Regions from separate parts of the Homo sapiens genome. Here region 1 is linked to region 2. Evidence: chromatin loops called from intact Hi-C (ENCODE). Cell type or tissue: HCT116. All regions are shown on one strand. Links, peaks and the distances in the headings refer to the core of each region. The heading gives the core; the rest is flanking DNA.

Evidence for each region. Hi-C counts contacts between places; a loop is a spot of excess contacts. Peaks named below come from ENCODE experiments on the same cell type or tissue, not always from the same donor. Only the 100,000 strongest peaks of a DNase experiment are listed, where the experiment ranks them.
Region 1: it touches region 2 in a loop (2.8-fold over the local background); 4 of 110 quality-filtered maps call a loop at or near these places.

Annotation. Positions count from the first base shown.
Region 1 is chr4:162,460,644-162,463,576 of GRCh38, forward strand. LOC124900804 (a long non-coding RNA gene) reads left to right here. Exons shown (of 2, transcript XR_007058353.1): 2 at 1,113-1,290. Among named protein-coding and RNA genes, the nearest start is that of FSTL5, 300 kb to the left of the region's middle. In HCT116, for the core only: a CTCF peak has its summit at 1,496 (motif pointing left); a DNase peak (open chromatin) is centred at 1,548.
Region 2 is chr4:161,553,418-161,556,350 of GRCh38, forward strand. All of the region lies in intron 8 of FSTL5 (follistatin like 5), which reads right to left. Among named protein-coding and RNA genes, the nearest start is that of FSTL5-AS1, 470 kb to the right of the region's middle. RefSeq lists an enhancer at 2,342-2,451. In HCT116, for the core only: no CTCF peak of the experiment used is centred there; no DNase peak of the experiment used is centred there; H3K4me3 peaks cover 868 bases; H3K27ac peaks cover 1,862 bases.

The DNA of each region.
Region 1 (2,933 bases), core at 257-2,756, 910 kb after region 2:
TGAGTTAATTTTTTTGTGGTTGAAATATGTAGAGTGGTTTGGTTATCGCTACTGAACCCTCATGAAGAGTACCTGCAAACCAGAAAGATATTTCAAATTCAATTTATTTATTTATTTTAAATGTTAAGGTCTTTCTTCTTCTCCATTTTCTCTGCCCCTTCTGTTTCTAATTACTACTCCTTCAACTTCATAGTTCTGCTTTAAAAACATTGTTAAAACTAGTTTTACATTAGTTGACGCTTTAAAAAATTTTGCATCTCTGTCCCTACACTCCTAATTCTCACATGCTGACTTTACCTGTAGAAATGACTTTATCTCTAACAAAAAAACTTATCCTCACTCTAAAGTGACCCTGTCCGACATGTCCAGACACTTAGGTGAAGATCGTCATGAATTTACTGGAAGTAAATTAGAAATCCAGGAAGACTTTTATGTTAAATATTGTCCTTGGTGATGAGAAAAGCCCATTTGTATCCATGAATAATAAACAATGTTTCCTCTGACATTCTATTCTCAAAAGTTTTAAAAATGTTCTATTCAAGAAACCAGGATTTTTCTTACATATTTATGCTTATGTGCTCATTTCACTTTTGTTGGACATGGCAAGTGTTGATCAAAAGGAAGAAAGGAAAGAAAGAAAGGAATGATCAATGTAAGAAAAGAACAGAAAAAAATCTAGTGAGTAGAAAGATGGAAAAGGGTATTTTCAATTACAGAAAGAGAAATATTGAATGCGGTATAAGAATAACAAAACTGAACATGAAGAGGAGATATAGATAGATATAGATATAGATATAGATATGGATATAGATATCTATTAGCACCCAAGATGCATCTCTCCACTGCCACCTTGTAATTTGTACAGTTCCTCTTCCAAATTTTACACCGAGTAAGTCTATGCAACCAGTTGATTAAGCAGAAGTTACGCTGTGTAATTTACAGGTTAGGTTATAAACACTGAGCAGAGATTGTCATTGGGCTCTTGCTTGCTTATGCTGTCATTCTCTTTCTCTTTCTTTCATCCCTCACTCTGGGTGAGGTCAGCATCCGTGTGTTGTGTATAGCCTATTAGGAGACCCACCTAGCTGGGAACTGAAGCCTCTTTCTATCAGCCACAGGAATGGGTTTGAAAAGAGATTGCCCAGTGTCTTCAGATGACTGCAGTCACGACTGACAACTTGGTGCAACTTCATGAGAGATGCTGAGCCACAACCACCCAGCTAAGTCATGTTCACATTCCTAACCCTCAGAAACTGTGTGAAATAATAAATGTTTAAATGTTTGTTGTAAGTTCTGAAGTTTTGAAGTAATTTGTTACACAGCAATTGAGAGATAATACGTGAATATATAGATACATTGATGTGTATGTATATGTGTGTATATAAATTTACAATTAACTTTGATGAATGTTGCTGACTAAAGTTAAATATAACAATTTAAAGTCAACATTGTTTTCAGTGCATTATTGGAATAGCTTGGCAGAGTCCTTAAAGTAACCCAAAATATAAATTCCTTCTGCCATCTATTGGTGACTTGAATAACTTCCCAGATTATTTTGTAGTTTTATTCTTTTAAGGATGAGCTATATTTGAAATGTACACAGATATATTCTAAGCTCTTGAATATTAGCTGTTTAATATTGACAAAAATTTTTTATCATTCCTATTATCTCACTAGATAACCACTTATCCTAGAGAAAACATGTTTATTTTAATATAAAAAGTTTTTAAAAATCTTCTTTTTTTGCTACATTATTTCTAAGCTTAGTGTCCTTTAATAAAATATTTAATATTATGCTTTTCAAATTTTATTTTAAAAAATTTCTAAATTCTTAATAATTTACTTTCAGCAAAACTTACTTTCAGCATAGTTTTAGTGTAAAGTGCATTGCATTTTTTCACCTCATACGCTCCCCATGATATTCCCTGCTTCAACTGTCTTAACTGAGCAAAAGAAATAGGAGGCGATTAGCAATGCTCACACAACACTTTATGCAAAATTATTTTCTTTTAGAACAACTAATCTGGTGCCACCTTATAAATGTTTACATTCCACACTTTCAAATTACTGTAGGTGTTTGTTTTTCCCCATACTTTATCTCCTATATTACTTTTATTCTGTACATTATAACATTCAAAGTAATTTCAGAGTGTTAAATAATGATGATAATGAATACCTCAAAAAGAAGAAAGCAAGATATATTAGCGCAATAGAAATATATCAAATAGAAGGATAAACAGATTGATCGATTGATATATAGATCTCATTTGCAAAGATTAGAAGAAAAATTCTAAAAGCAGTAGTAAGTCCAATTCAGACAAACCAAATTTATTCTTTTGTTATACTGGTTTCTCCTGACTATAAATCGTTCTGTCCCAGTGGGCTAGTCATTATAGAAAATTAGTTAGTGTGTTACTTCCATGCTGAGTAGAATAGTTCTGTTATTAAAGCATTTTTTTCCGTAGGCAGTATATTGACACTTGCGTAATTTAAGAAAAAAAAATGAATCTCATCAAACACCTGGTATTCATTAGTGCTTTTTATCCACCTGGTATTCATTAGTACTTTTTATCCATGTATTCCTGCTCAAAATTTTGATCACTTAGTCCCTTCTGTGTAGATGACACAAACAAAGCTCTCTTAAGTGAGAATTTATTTTCATAAGCCAAGCTTACAGCGCAACACAGCACATTTATTTTCCTTTTAATGTTGAAGATGAGATAGAGTTAGTGAGGTATTTACGAAAGAGTTGATTGAAAAGAAATTTATGAGAACACAACTGACATTTTCTCATTTTTGACTTACCTTTTCTGACATCTTATGGGAACTGTGACTGAACCTGTCAAGAAGAAATTAACGAGGACTCAGGGGATAATTTCTTAATGTACAATTAGTGAGCAGTTTTCTTTTATGGCTCCTTTACAAGTAGGATA
Region 2 (2,933 bases), core at 279-2,778:
GTAAAGTATAAAATTTGATTTATTTTTGAGTTTTAAGATAATAATATATAGCTATTCACTGAGCAACTCCTGAGCATAATACATTGTGCTGGTAACTTTCTCCATCACTCACTTGCTCTCTTTTCTATATTACACATCCAATGAGTGATAGGTTCGAGTTGAAACTAGCCAAGTGGAGCATTGAAAAAAAAATACATTCTTAGCTTAAATTGTCTCATATGGTCCTAATAATATAATATATGTCTTTATAAAAGTGTCTACTGGAATTTGACTACTTGGCATCCACATTCATTAAATTATGAATTAGATTGTTAGCTATAATGTATAAGGCATATTAGAGATCCTGGAAAAAAATCATATTTTAAAAGTAAAGGTCAAATAAATTAGTGCATTTATAGTATTTCAGAGCAGTATTAATAATGCATCTCAAATATATGTAACTTTTCAAGGAAACTGAACTATTGCTCAGTTTAAAAACGACATCATCATTTAAATAAATCAAACAAATCTAATAAAATTTTATTTAGTTCATCTGATGGTTCTTAGAGCATCAAATGTAAATAATCAGATACTATATACACATGACCAATTGCTCTAAGAATACATAAGACTAGTACATTTTAACATTACACAAATTTAGAAATGAAGGTGAGGTTCTGATACTTAAAAAAGTAGAAATGAAAAATGGAGGAAACTAAATAAAATAAAGTATATTTACATTTACACAGGTTTTTCTTTCTGGAAACTTTGGTGTTTATATGGAATCCTTGTAAACATTTATCATCCGAAAACCATGATGTGTCTTATGATGATAGTAGGAAAAAAAAAGGAAGGGTAGATAGATATATTTCTCAAAGGCCCACAGCAACTTAACTGCATTAGACTAGACCAGTACTTCTCTCTACATTAGGAAGAATCTAATAGAATTTATTTAATGTAATGATGCTTCTAATCCAATATTAGAAAGATTCTAATGTGAAAAAAAAATCTCTGTAAGGCTAAGTCTTACTTTTTTCTCATTCTTCATACTTTCATACACTGATCTTTCTTTAGAAGTTTCTGCATTATTGCCGCAGAGTATGGAGACAGCATAACTGGCTGTTTTGGAAGCCTGAATTTAGTCAAGAGGCAGGGATCACTGACCCAATACAGTGACTTCATTCTAACTGAAAACAAAAATGAATTTAAGGTGAATCGTCAGGTCACTGGTAAGTAAACAACTAAGCACTGACTATTTTTTCCTTTTTCTTGATGCTATTATCTTGTATTCTTTTGAAGAATTCTATCATGGCTCTTCCACAAATTATTCACACAGCTGCAACTGTTCGAAAAGGTTCTAAGAAAGCTTGAGGGTAAGAATATAAATGTCTCTGAAGTAGTGCTGACTCACAGCGGCAGCTGGATTGTTCTGTTTGTATTATGACTTCCTTTGTCATTAAAGCAACTTTCCTATGAAAAATTACAGACTCGGTTTAATAAATATTTTAAATGCTACTGAGCTTGTCCAATGCCTTTTGTCTGACATTATTAAAGCCATCAATTTCTCTTTAACTTTGTCCCAAAGCAGTCTTTTTATATTCATGACTTTCACACTGCCTCTTGTCAATATTACAAAACTCTCTGATCACATTATTGCAGTCTTCATGAAAGTGTAGAGGATGCAACAAATGTTGGAGGCAAAATATAAATTAAGAGCAACATTCTTAGGGTCATAAACTTCGGTGAGTTTTTTTAATTGGGTCTTCCTATTTATCATATGACATTGTAAGAAATTACAATGCTTTAACCTATTTTGAAAGAGACAGTTCACCCTAATTTAATTAACTTAGATGTAGTCTACTAATATTTAAAGTTAGTGGCCTTTTTAATCCTCAATTTCAAAGTCTCAAAAGTCACCATTTTAAGAAATGCTCTCTGAAACACAAAAGAAAATATAACAAAAGCGTTTCAGATGATAATACACAAGATGTCGTTTCTCTAAACCTAAAGAAAAGAAAGAATAAATGAGAAAAAAACATAGCCTGGCACATGCTGGATGATGCTGGTTTCTTTTTGACAGATTTTATTTAATTTTATTTAATGTATATCTAATTTAGAGATCAGGAGTTCTCAAAGTGATTATTTGAGGCAGGAGTTGTGTAGCTGATATGTTACAGTAACCTCCTCCTAAGCAGAAAATTTGAACGCATCTCTAATACTTTCTGCTATGCTGTAAGGGATAAAATATCCCATTTCTGAGTCTTGATTTCTCCATTTGTAAAATTTGAAACTCTTCTGAGGATTAAATGGACTAAAGGAAACACTCTCTGGTAAATTCCCAGCCCATTGCTAGGCATGAGTCAGCAAGCAAAGGTTTGGTGTCTACTCACATGTTTTGTTGTTTTTGAAAATATGAGGGGTTTTTCTGCTGGCTACACAGAGAATGTCTAAGACTTAATAAGAGGAACAGAAAATGTGTTTAATTTCACTTGTCAATACCAACTGATTAGTAGAAATGAACTTAGATGGGAATTGAACCTGTCTAAGCCCATGAACTGTTTCAACACGCAAGAAAACTATAATTGATCAACAATGTTTGTCAAGACTAGAGGGAGGAAGTGGAAGCATGACGTATTCCAAACTGGTTAAATGTTCCAGATGCAAATGTAAACCCTGTCTAAATACAATCTAGGAATAGATTTAGTCAAAGCTGTGTCTAAACACATTTTAAACAGATCAAACACCTTCTCAGCTCTTTTTTTAACTCACATTTGCACCTCAATAGTGTGTTTGTATATATATACCCTGTAAATAGCCAATTTTTGCAACTAGAAGGTAATGAAAGCATTGCATTAGGGCTTAAACATAAAGAAAACATTTGTCTTTCAATATTATATTAAAATGTGTTGCAAAATATATATGATTCTGGAAGCTTTTGTTTATAACTTTTCTTA